Regions from separate parts of the Mus musculus genome. Here region 2 is linked to region 1. A link is a contact called in ENCODE Hi-C or POLR2A ChIA-PET data. All regions are on one chromosome and are shown on one strand. Each heading gives the region's core, a stretch centred on a gene start or an enhancer-like site at or near the end of the contact. The rest is flanking DNA. Distances are from core to core; before and after follow the strand shown. Region 1 holds the start of Twsg1 (twisted gastrulation BMP signaling modulator 1). Region 2 holds the start of Ankrd12 (ankyrin repeat domain 12).

The links. A loop is a pair of places that touch in the nucleus more often than their neighbours do. ChIA-PET counts read pairs that join two places held with the same protein, here RNA polymerase II (POLR2A).
Region 2: a map of heart shows a loop between it and region 1 (1.9-fold over the local background). The contact joins the promoter of Ankrd12 here to the promoter of Twsg1 in region 1. A Hi-C loop is called at or near these places in 1 of 37 maps with a recorded cell type or tissue (heart). POLR2A ChIA-PET finds 5 or more read pairs at or near these places in 3 of 5 experiments (Patski and embryonic stem cell).

What each region holds. Positions count from the first base shown.
Region 1 is chr17:65,947,554-65,953,519 of GRCm38, reverse strand. It overlaps Twsg1 (twisted gastrulation BMP signaling modulator 1), which reads left to right and starts at 2,333. Exons shown (of 5, transcript NM_023053.3): 1 at 2,333-2,453; 2 at 4,706-4,862. The coding sequence starts at 4,743.
Region 2 is chr17:66,075,470-66,081,901 of GRCm38, reverse strand. Ankrd12 (ankyrin repeat domain 12) reads left to right here and starts at 4,856. Exons shown (of 13, transcript NM_001025572.1): 1 at 4,856-5,018. Ndufv2 (NADH:ubiquinone oxidoreductase core subunit V2) reads left to right here. Exons shown (of 8, transcript NM_028388.3): 7 at 1,015-1,091; 8 at 2,315-3,107. The coding sequence ends at 2,408.

The DNA of each region.
Region 1 (5,966 bases), core at 1,084-3,583:
CGTGTGACCTTGGGCCATCATTTCAGGGTCCATCACGCAGGGCGTTGTTGGCGTCACAGAAATCTCCCTTGTTTAGGCGCAGCATTAGTCCTTTGTCGCAGTATGTCCGTCCGTCCGTCCAGCCTGTTGTTCTGAGGATCCAACATGGAGTAGAAAGACTCAGGAGACCTCACAGGACAGGGAGGAAACGAGAGAGAAACAAAACAGAGTTCGCATCAACAGTGGCTGAGCATCCTTACAAGCCACATGGTCCAGCCCACTGCGGTGGGTATTGGGCACAAATAGGGGCTCCTTACAGAGCCACCAGCATGGATGGAGCTCCAGGATGACGAGGAGTGTTTGATCCAGGGCTCCTGAAACCCAAGTCCCTTGGCGTCCCTTCAGGGTGGGTAAGCTGACAAATCACATAGTTCCCTACATGGGAAGCAGACAGAGAACGGGGTCCAGTTTATCAAACTTCAAAGTCAGCCCCCAGTGGAGTATCTCCCACCCCTCAGTCTTTACAAACAGTGCCACTGACTGGGGATATGTTCAAACACACAAGCCTACGGGGATAGTGTTTAATCCATCACAGTTTTATTTTTTTAAATGCACTTATTAAAATAAATGTTATCTATGTAACTATGTACTGGGTTTAATGAAATAATGAGCAATTTTAACTAAAAAAATTTAATTTCAAATATTGAAACGATACACATAACCTCTTTGAAACACTCCATGTTTTCAACAGTATAGAATCCTGTGAACAAGAGGTTTGGGAGTCAGTGATCTACAATAGCATTTTAAATGGTTGGACTAGCCCACTGATGTAGTGGATCGTAATCTCTGTAACTCATAAATAATGCTGAGAATAAGATCCGTAAAATTTAATAGGTGTAGACCCTTGTTTTCTTAGGGTAGTTTTCAGGGGAGCTTCATTTAATGTGTGGGATGTATATGCACCTATTAGTGTGTGCATATGTGCATGGCTGGTGTATAACATACTCTTATGTCATCCTATATTTAAAATAGTGTGTACACATGTATGTATGTATATGCACGCGCACCCAAGCGTGTGTATGTGCACTTGTGCACATGTGTGTGCACACACGTGTATATATGTGCGTGTGTGTGTATGTGTGTACTTGCATGTGTGTGTGTGTGTGTTTGCACTCCTTCTGTGGCACACATGTGGAGATCAGAAGATGACTTGCAAGAATTGGCTCTCTACTTCCACCTTGTGGATCTTGAGGCTTGACTATAAGGCTTGGTGGCAGCTAAATATAAGGTCATCAGGTTTGGTGACAGATGTCCTTATGAGCTGAACCACCACCTTGGGTGGCTTTCTTACTTTTGATTTTCCTAAACAGGGTTTCTCATGGCACCTGGAGCTTTAGTGAACCCAGAAATCCTCCTATGTCTACCTCCTTCTAGGGCTGGGTTTCATATATCAACCCCTGTGCCTGACATATGAACATATGGGCATATGAATCTGAACCCTGGTCTTTTACTAACTGATCCATCTACTCAGCCCCCGATTTTTAAAGAAAACCTATGCTTACTTTACAAAATGTATTAATACCAGCACTATGACCCACATTAGCTAGTAATTTATTACTATCCATCTCAGCCAATTTTTTCTAGGCTGCTGCCTCCCAGTAAACCAAGGAGAGTTTAAGACACTTCCTAGGTTAAGAAAGGGTTTGACACTAGGCCATTGCTCCCAAAGTGAACTGGCCATGTGGGCTCCAACTCAATGGCTGTGGAATATTGCTGGAAAAGCAATGGTTATGGTAAAGACCTAAATGTACTTTATTTGTGGGCTACTGGTGGGATAAGCCCCATCTTCCTAAAGTTCAAGACTCAATGACTGGTCAAGCCAATACTGACCTGACCTCCGTTCCAACTGAGGCTTCTTCCAGTTGGTCTCCCTCCCATACCTAGTGACATTCCTGAGCAGGATTCACTGCTGCCTTCTCTCCTTTTTGGCAGTGCCAGGCTTAACATTTTTATGAATTAGTGACTGAAGTGTGGGACAGATCCGTATCCAGTGATCCCTAGGTGCTTAAACACGTATTTAAAATGAACCTTGCCTCGCACGTCAAGTATCAGTCCTGTTCTATTCATCTGCCCTGTGCCTCATTCTTATATCCAGTAAGGAGGACAAATCAGCTTTGTGGCAGAGCTGCTGAACCGAACCGCAGGGCACAGCGGCTGGCAGCAGAGGTAAGCCGCCCAACAGGTGGCAGCAGACCAGACGGCTGATGGGCGGGGCCCGGCTCCGCGAGAGGCCGGAGCGCACACACCTGGGGGCGTGGCCGAGGGCGTGCCCAGCCCGGGCTCCAGGGGGCGTGGCCTGCAGCCCGGCGCGGGCCTGGGAGCGGCCGGGGACAGCGCGGGCCTGTGTGTCCGCGGCGCCGGGGTTCGCGGGAGCTGCTTGGAGGCTCGGCGGCCGGGAGGAGGCCGGGGCCACGGTGAGCGAGCTCGGGCGCGCGGGCGGGCGGCATCTAGGAAGCCAGGCCGCGGCGCTCGGCGGGGATGCGGGCGCCGAGAGGCCCGAACGGCGGGGACAAAGGGCCGCGGTGCCACCGCCTTCGGAACCTCGGGTCCGGGCGCTGGTGTGGGGTGTCGCGCTCCTCCCCCGCGGTCACCTGGATTCCCGGAGGACGGCGGGAAGACGCTCGGGGCAGCCGGGGGTGTCTGTGGGTCCCCGCGGCCGGCAGCGGCGACGGGGCCGCACCGGCTGTGGGCAGGATGCCCAGGGAGCCGGCTGGGTCCGCAGGGAGCGGGCGAGAAAATGGGATTACTAACGGTTCCCCGCCGGCGGGCAGGAGCTCTGGACTTTCTGTTTCAGAACGGAGTCATACCCCATGCAGAGCCTGTGGTGTAGCGCCATCTCCTAGTTTTGTAACCAGCAGGGTCCACTTTCTAACCGGCCCTACATCAAAATTGTATTTTATTGTTTTGAGGGGATTTATTTTGACTCCTTTAAAATAAAATGCATGCGTCTGTATGCGTATGCACACTTTTCGTCTTGGCACTGCTATAGGGGCCAGAAGAGGGCATTGGATGCCCCAGAGCTGGGCTTGCTGACCCTTGTGCCCTGCCAGTGTGGGTGCTGGGAACCGAACTCGGGTCCTCTACAAGAGTAGCAAGTGCTCTTAAGACATTGAGCCATCTCTCTAGCCCCTTATTTTTATCGTTAATTTATCTAACTTGGAAGTAAAGCTGGCCTGCAGTTCATTATCCTCCTGCCTTGCTTGCCAAATGCTGGGATCACAGGCGTGTCTCATCAGGCCCAGCTATTATTTAATTGATTTTGTTGGGAATTTGTGTTTTAGCCTTAAGAAATTATATCTTTAAAATTTTAGTGGGTGCGCGAGCGTGTTTATGCGCACACAAGCATACCTGTGCACCTGCGCCATGGTGTGTATGCCAAAGGACAACTTTGGAGGGAGGCAATTCTCTTCCTTTTTTTTTTTTTTTTTTTTCCTGGTTTTTCGAGGCAGGGTTTCTCTGTGTAGCCCTGGATGTCCTGGAACTCACTCTGTAGACCAGGCTGGCCTCGAACTCAGAAATCCGCCAACCTCTGCCTCCCAAGTAGAACTTAGGCTTTCAGGCATGTCAGGCAAGTGTTGTTAGCCACCTAGCTATCTTGCCAGCCCCCACTTATAACCCCTGTGAGAATTTGTGCTGGTGCCCCTCTGTTTTCTTTCTGTACTGTGATACTTCTTAAGAACAGAAGAATCTACCGTACTAACAGAATATCTTCCCATTTACCTACAATTCTTAATGCAGTTAAGAATGGTTGTGGTTCCTGCGCCTCTCCCCCAAGTCCTTTACCAACAAAGTGAGATAATCACCAGAATAATTTTCCTTCACAGTTTTGCTTTGATGCTCAGATTTTGAACATTGGAGCTGAAGGTGTAGTTCATGGTAGAAACCTTGCCTCACACACGCGAGGCCCTGGATTTCATCTCCAGCTGCACGTGTGAGCACCTACAGGGTGCTTTAACGTAACGCAGAAGTAATAGCTTTAAAGATGTATTTTTATTGTTTTTAATTATGTGTGTGTGAGCGTGTGTTCCGTGTTCAGGTGCCCCAGGAAGTCATAGGGTTCAGCGCCCCTCCCCCCGAAGCTAAAGTTACAGGTGATTTCGAGCTGTCCCAGATAGGTGCTGGGAACCAAACTCAAGTCTTCTGAAACTGCAGTAACATACTCCTAACCACTAAAACCATCTCTCCAGCCCCGGTGTGGGTGGGGCTGGCCTTGAACATGCCTCCTGAGTCCCTGCCTCCTGAATCCCTGCCTCCTGAGTCCCTGCCTCCTGAGTACCGGAATTTAAAAAGGCCTGCACCACCACACCTGGCAGTATTATTAGTTCTTACATAAATTATTTTAAATTGAATATGATGTTGAAACTTGAGTTGTAGCGCTACAGTTGGATCCTTTCGGATGGCTGGGACCTCAGCAGTGTTAACTAGGATTTTAATCATCTCCATGTCTGAGTAGTTTGCGGTTCATTCTTTAAAGATGGCCACCCAAGCCTGAATGTTTGAATGTTTAAGTGATCTTTGAGAATGTTCCTCAAATGATCCCTCAGGGGGTTGGACACAAGCAAGTGACTCTTGACTTATATTCCATGTTTTTTTGTTTGGTTTCGTCTTAGTTTGTAACCTACCACTTGCCTTTGAATTAAAGTTTCTCGTTGCTTTGTTTTTCTAGCTTCTTGGAAGCTACTGAGTGACTTCTTTGAAGAACCATGAAGTCACACTATATTGTGCTAGCTCTAGCCTCCCTGACGTTCCTGCTGTGTCTCCCCGTGTCCCAGAGCTGTAACAAAGCACTCTGTGCCAGCGATGTGAGCAAATGCCTCATTCAGGTAAGGATTCAAGGTACCTTCGTTAATACTGAAACATACTGTGTGCAGGTAGATACTATAGGGATATATCAAAGCAGGTACACACACCGTCTGAGCAGTGGGCCAGGGTCGGCGGTACCGAACTTTGTTTTTTATCTTTATGGCTATCTTCCATCCGACCAAAATTGGTTCAAGAAGTTCAATCTGCAGTATGCTAGTCTGCTGTATAAGCTGTTATGGGTGATGAGTGTACTACTGTCTACAATCTAGCTTAGATGACAGAGTCTTAATAACTATATTTAGAAGACTTTTAGCCTGTCAGTTAATAGATAGATTATTACATATAACGTATTATTTTCCGGTTGCTGTGTAACAGATTATATCAAAACCTAGCAACTACAGCCAAAATACATTATCTCGTGAAGCTTCTCAGGGACTCAAGTCTGGGAGGCAGTGTGGCTGGGTGGTTCCGGTTCAGGCTCACTCATGTTGCAGGCAGATTGTTGGCCAGGACTATAGACTCTTCTCCCAAGTATGTGAAAAATGATCCTTTCCAATGGAAGCGAGGCAAACCCATGTAATTACCTGTCGTTTTGCTGAGATGAAAAGTGACGGTCATTTGGTGACGTTCCTGTAGCTGGGAAATGGTTGTGGGTTTGACCTGTTCTGACCTGTTTCTGGCTGCTAAGCCCATGACTCTTTCACTCAGCATCCTGGTTACTATTCTCCATGATGTTGTGACAGTGACAGATAAATTATGTAGCTTCTCTCTCCCCATCCCTCCAGCAGTCTTTCTTCTCTTTGAGGGGGCCATGTCTTTTGTGTCCTCCATTCTAGGTGCTGACCATGGCCCCACGAAATTTATCAGCTATGCGTACAGGCTGAATATGTGTGAAATGTTTATGGCCAAAGTGTTTCACATTTTGAAATTTTTAGAATTGCATAAATATATATGCCAATATGTATGTATGTATGTATGTATAAGGCAAATATACATTTTACACACACACACACACACACACACACACACACACACACACGTATGAAATTACCTTAGTTGTGAGACGCAGTCTAAAGAGTAAACCTATTTGCTTGCCGTGCGCTTTGCTTTGCCTGGGAGTGACC
Region 2 (6,432 bases), core at 3,607-6,106, 130 kb before region 1:
GTGTAGATTTTTTTGATTTTAACTGTGGTTTGGTTGGTCTCTTATGAAGACTTCTTTTGTGCTGATCTGGGGTCCTGCTCCAGCCCTTCTTGGCTATTGAAAACTTGAAGAGAAGTTTGTTTGGTGTTTCTTGCTGAAATTTCTTTGAGGGTTTTGTTTTGTTTTGTTTTTGCCTCTGTTATGTACATCTCAAACAGGAATTAGTCAGGGCTTTATAAGAAGCATAAATTTTGATATAGTAGCCCACAGGCCTTGGTGTCTAAGAGATTTTTTTTCCCTTTTTTTCAATTAGTAGTTAGAGCTTGATTCAGGATAGTAGGTCTGTACTTATCAGGCACAACAGTGGTTATCAGGTGACAGATAATCACTCTGACCCACAGTGCCTTTTCAGGTTAGCATTTCTTTTATTCTTTGGTGTTTTCCTATTTTATATTTTCTTATTGCTGTGAAGAGACACCATGACATGGCAACTCTTATAAAAAAGAAAACACAGTTGGGGCCTTCCTTATGTTATGGTTTCAGAGGTTTAGTTCATTATCATCATGAAAGGAAGCATGGCAGTGGCATGGTGCTGGAGAAGTAGTTGAAGCTACATCCTGATCTATAGGTAGTAACAGAGACACTAAGCTTGGCACTGTCAGTGACACACTTCCTTTCGCAAGCCTACGCCTCCTAATCCTTTCAGCTAGTTCCACTCGAAGGTCAGTGAGTGAGCATTTAAATAGAGGAGCCCAGGGGAGCCACTCTTACTCAAACTTCTTCTTCAGAACAAGTTCAGGTTGAGTTACCAGTAAAGGACTCGGATGACTCCTCTGAGGTACTAGTGAGGCCAGAATTAAAACACAGAAAGACACTTAGTTTCTCCCTTTCCAGCTCAGTCTTAATATATATCGCATTATATATTGGAATTACTCAGTTATAGAGATCTTGGTAAGTAAGAAATGAATTCATTGTAAGGACTTACAGATTTTTTTTTTTAACAGCAATTCGTTAACGTCTTCAATTTTTCTCCAGGAGGATCTGACACCCAAGGATATTGAAGAGATTATTGATGAACTCAAAGCTGGAAAAGTTCCCAAACCAGGGCCAAGGTATGCGTTCATTTATATATATAAACTCTGATGGCATAACCTACCCTGAACTGCCTTTCACAGCAGCGGGGTTTTAAGAGTTTTGCTCATTCATAGGAGACAACTGGAACTTTGCATATCTAAAGTTCTCATCTAAAGCAAGATTTTTTTTTTTTGGTAAAAAATCCATAAAATACGGCTGGGGAAATGGTTCAGTGTTCTGTCCATGCAGGGCTAGGGTGAGACCGGGAATCCTGTGAGAGAGGTAGCTGGCCAGCCTAACTAAACCAGCAAGTTTACAGTTCAGTGTGATGCAGAGCATAAGGTAGAGAGTGATAGAGACAGACATCTAACGCTGACTTTGTTCCCCCATGTGCACATACATACACCACACAAAAACACATGTGCAAACATGCCTACATACATCTCACACATATATGGGAAAAAACTTTGTAAGATAATTATCTGTGACCTACCAGAATATTTATTCTGAAAGAGAATTTCCTTCAAATAGAAATTGCTTAAAAGTTCATGTTACTAAGAAGATTGATCTGAAATTAGCCTTCCTCTTATTCCCACCTAAAGATCCATTTTCCCTTTCAATCAATACAACATTATTTAAAACATGTTTTAAATTTTGATCATGTATAATGTATATGTGGAGGCCAGAAGACAGCTTTGTGGAGTTGCTTCTCTCCTTAAGCCTGTATAGGTTTCAGGTTTTGAACTTGGGTTGCTGTCCTTATCAACAACCACTTTTTCCTACAGACCCATGTCATTGACCCCAGACAAGATGATCTTTAATTATTACTTTTCTTGAAATAGCTATCTTGTATTCTCCCTATCTTTTTGTCCTATTTAATATCACAGATCTTTAGTTTTCCTTATGTGCCATAGTTTGGTCTCCATGGGATTTCTAGTTGGCTTGTGAATTCACAGTGATACTTAAAACTAACTGTAGTACAGTCAGTCATATGTCACATAACCAGCAATAGACAACAGACACAATGAAGTCCATAAAGTTACATCAAAGCTGAAAGTGCCTGTTAATATTATTTCGAGATAAGGTCTTACGATAGCCCTGGCTAGTGTGGAACTCACTATATAGACCAGGTTAGCAACTTAAAAACGCTCTGCCTGCCTTTGCCTCTGGAGTGCTGGCTGGGATTAAAGGTGGCCAGTTTTTTACAGTAAAAATTTACATATGCTAATCACTAATAATCATTACTTGCTTTTCTTTTCAGGAGTGGCCGCTTCTGTTGTGAGCCAGCTGGAGGCCTTACTTCTTTGACTGAACCACCCAAAGGACCTGGCTTTGGTGTGCAAGCAGGCCTTTAACTTGTATTCAACTGTAAAAAATGTCACTGGACAAATAAAATATGAACTTCCCTACATAAGCTTTATTCGGTTTGCTTATTCCCACCTGTACATCCTGGCAGTAATCTAGTAACTTGCAGCTGCTAAATATTATGTCAAAACAACAGGACCACTATCTCGGTCTACCTGTGAAGACCTATCATTATAACAGAATCAAGTTAAGAATTATTTTAGTGTTGCCCATTCATAGAGCCATGTCATTTTTATCAGTGAAGTAAAAGTTTTGCAAAACTTAAAATACATTTTTCCTTTGTATCTTTAGACACAGCCAAATTGTTAAATTTTTTATAAGCTTTATGTCAATGTTCCCTTTAAGCGTTTTAACATTTAAGAGCATATAGTTGTTACTGAAGTTTCTGACTGGTAAGACCTCCCTATCAGTACTACCGGTAAGAGAATTTTCTCAAAGTATTCCATTTATGTTTGCTATCTCATTCTGTAGCCCTGCTTGTATGTTTACCAGGCTGGCCTTCAACTTTGGGTAGTTTTGCTTCTGCCTCTCAAGTTCTGGGATTGTGGTAAAAGCATTATTTATAAAAAGAAAAGTTAAAATAATTTGATATTTCTTTAGCTATATTTATTTATTTTGATACAGGATCTCACTTTGTAGATCAGACTGGACTAGAACTCAGAGATTTAGTAAAGATATTCAAACCCACCATACTTGAACTTTAGCTATGTTTTTGTTTTTGTCGTTTGAGGCATGGTTTGGCCATCTTTGGCTATATTTTTAACACTGGAAGCACCTAAGAACTAACTGGTGGAGTTGGTAGGCTGGACAATGTGTTTGTATGAATAAAACATTACCTTCAACTCAAGAAAGGAGGTAATAGTGCCGTGCTTCTGAAAATGCAGAATAGAAATAGTTTTCATTCCTGGAATAATCAGATTGCTTCAGGATTTATCAAAGTCAGTGACCCTACAGGGACCTCATTATAGAGGTAGGCACTCAGGAGGCAGAGGCAGGTGATCTCTTGAGAGTTTGAAGTCAGCCGGTTCTATGTATGGAAGTCCACACCAGACAGAACTAATTAATGAGACTGTCTTTTTTTTTTTTTAAGCTAGATTTGATTTATATTATGTGGATTAGTGTTTTGCCTGTGCTCGTGGTGTGCACCAAATCCAGAAGAGAGCAGTGGACACCCAGGAACTGAAGTTACATAAGGTTTTGAGTGGTCTTGTGGGTGTTGGGAACAACTGAATCTAGGTCTTCAAACAGTGCTTTTAACCCCAGAGCCATCTCTCCAGCTCTGCCTATATAAAAAGACTAACTGGTTGTGAGTGCTTATGATTTAGGGTCTAAGGTAGGTCTTTAAAGTTAAGTTTTCACCAGAAATATAGCTCTCACTATACACCACTGTTGGGTACTTGGTTGGCATGAGCAAGGGCAGAGCTTCAGTCCCCAGTTCACACATACACAGATTTCTCTAGAAGACTGTTCATACTGAAAGTTTTTTATAGCTGAGAACAATGGAAGACAATCTATCCTGATTTTTTTTTTTAATGAAGGTTTATGTCCCTGTCAAGCCCAAAACTCACATCAGAATTTACAGCTTATTATTGATAGGACTGTCTTAAAATCATTAAGATACTAACGGATACTGAAGGAGGCCACAGTTAACGAAGAGGGAGAAGATGGTTTCCTGTGGAGTATGTAACTTCTTAGGGTGGTTAAAGCACAACGGTTGCAGGCTAACCGCTGTAGATTAAAGTATTCAGAAGGAAGTCTGAGGACAAGCTGCTGCGATGGTAAAATTTCCTCACACGCCCTATGAGACTTAGTACCACAGGAACAAATTTGGTGAAATTTCTGCTCAGAAAGGTCACAGGATCGCATGGCTAGAACTGAGCTTACCGATGCGTTCTTTGCAAGCAGTGCTTAGAGCCGTGCTTTGGGAACAGAGTGCGTCTGGCTGGGACATCCCTCGGCCCGCGCCGCACGAAGCGGCTCAGTCACGCAACCCGGACCTGCCCCACAGTGCTGCGGTGCCCTCCCGCCCGCACGACCACCGCTAACAAAACCCTCCCGGTTTCCGGCTGGTTTTGCCGTCCCAACTCAAACCCTGCAAAAATATGTGCGTTTCCTCCGCCGGGCGCCAGCACCCATGCCGCCTTTTGCACATCTCCGGTGGTGGTGACTGCGCGTGAGGAGCTCCCCGGCCGACGGCTCGAGGGCTGCTCCGACTCCCACGCGGCTCCAGGACTTCCGGCCCCCTCCACCCGCTCCGCTTCGCTCCCCAAGAACGCCACCCGCCGCCGCGCGCTCCGCTCCTCCGGGGAGCCCAGGGACGGGCGCGTCGGGGGCGGGGCACGGCGGTCACGCCGCCCGTCCCGTGCCTGCAGGAGTCACGTGTCCGCCCGGGTCACGTGCTCGCGCCGCAGCCAATCGCGGAGAACGCTGTCCAGGAGCAAGGAGGCTGTGGTGAGAGACCGACCAAGACCGGAGATGTTTTTAAGCCTGGCCCCGGCGGCATCAGGGGCTGTTGCAGCGGCGACGGAGACACCGGCAGCGGCGGCCACCCGGAGGTCCTCGTTCAGGGGGTGAACCCTTCTGCGCCCGCTGAGCCTCGGGTCTGTGCGGGCCAGGGGGGCGTGGCGACCAGAGGGGAGGAAGGAGGGCGCGGTTTCGAGTCTGTCCCGGGTACCAGGGAGGAGACCCTCAGCCCGGTGCCCCGTCTCCTCCCCGGAGCCAGGTAGGGGGGTTGCGCCTCTGCCAGCCGCGCCCAGCCGTGTGCTACGCGCCACTCGGCCCAGCCCAGCCCGCGGCGCGGCCGGCCGGACCGTGACAGGCCGTTGGTGGCCGCCCCGCCCGGCATCCTGACGGGTCGCGGCGCAGGTGGGGCCGCCGCTGGGCGACGCTCGGGCGGCGGCTAGCGCGAGCGCCTTGGCCGCCGCTTACCGGAACATGGCGCGGCCGGGAGGGCGCCGCCAGCGCACCGGGACGGACGGCATCGCGGGGGCGCGCCGTGCCGCCGCGCGCTCCCGGTGCCAGCGGCGCTGCGTGCGCGGTTGTCGGAGACTCGGTGCGGGCCGGGGCGTAGGAGGCGCGATGGTCCCGGGAGAGGTGCGTGAAAGCGAAAGAGCTGCGGCTCGCCGGAGCCAGTTCTGTCCTAAATGCCAGTGCGACCTGCCCTTGCCGCGTTGAGCGATCAGGTCTAGTTTGTGCCAGTTCCGATTGGAATGATGTTCAGAGACCCTTAGAGCGTATTGGAATCTTAGATCTGGTTTTTGGAGAGTAAGATGGAGATGACGCATCCTTCAGGATCCACGGCGTTGAATAAAAACGCTGTACAAAGAGGTCACCGAAGCCCAGCTGACAGCTGTTTTAATAATTACAGCGAGAATAGTTGAGGATGGAAATGAACAGTATTGCACTAGTTGAGTACGTCGGAAACATTTGAAGCAGTGTGGTTGTAGGGACTGTAATTTCCGCTGGACACCCCTTGAACTGGGGCGAAGTATGTTGCAAATCCGGCGATCAGTGACGCTCAGGGATTATCGTTAATTCTGTGGTTGAGACGAACCTGCATTCTCAGCCATGTGTTTCTTCTTATTTTAAAATGGCCTGAGTCAATTATAAAGAAAGATGAACTATCCCAGTAAGTCATCTGTTCATTAAAAACATATGCCCAAGTAGGCCTTTAAAAATCTTGCTTACTGATCTTTTTTTCATTTTCTTAAAGCGTTACACAAAGGCTTTCCTGGAGATTAACTCAGAACTGCCAAAATGTGCTCTCTTGATGCCAAATGGTTTAAAAGCAAAAATTAGAATCACCAATGTGACAATGAAGACATTGTTGTAGTTCCCTTTAAAACGTTTCAGTTTGACATTTAATATTTTAATATATTTTGTTTACATGGTGAATGTGGAGGGCAGATGACAACTTCCTAGGAGTTGGGGTTCTCACCTTTCCCTGTGTGGGCTCCAGGCAGGCTCTTAGGCTTGGTGGTTCGAACCTTTATGCGCTGAGCCATCTTGACCTCC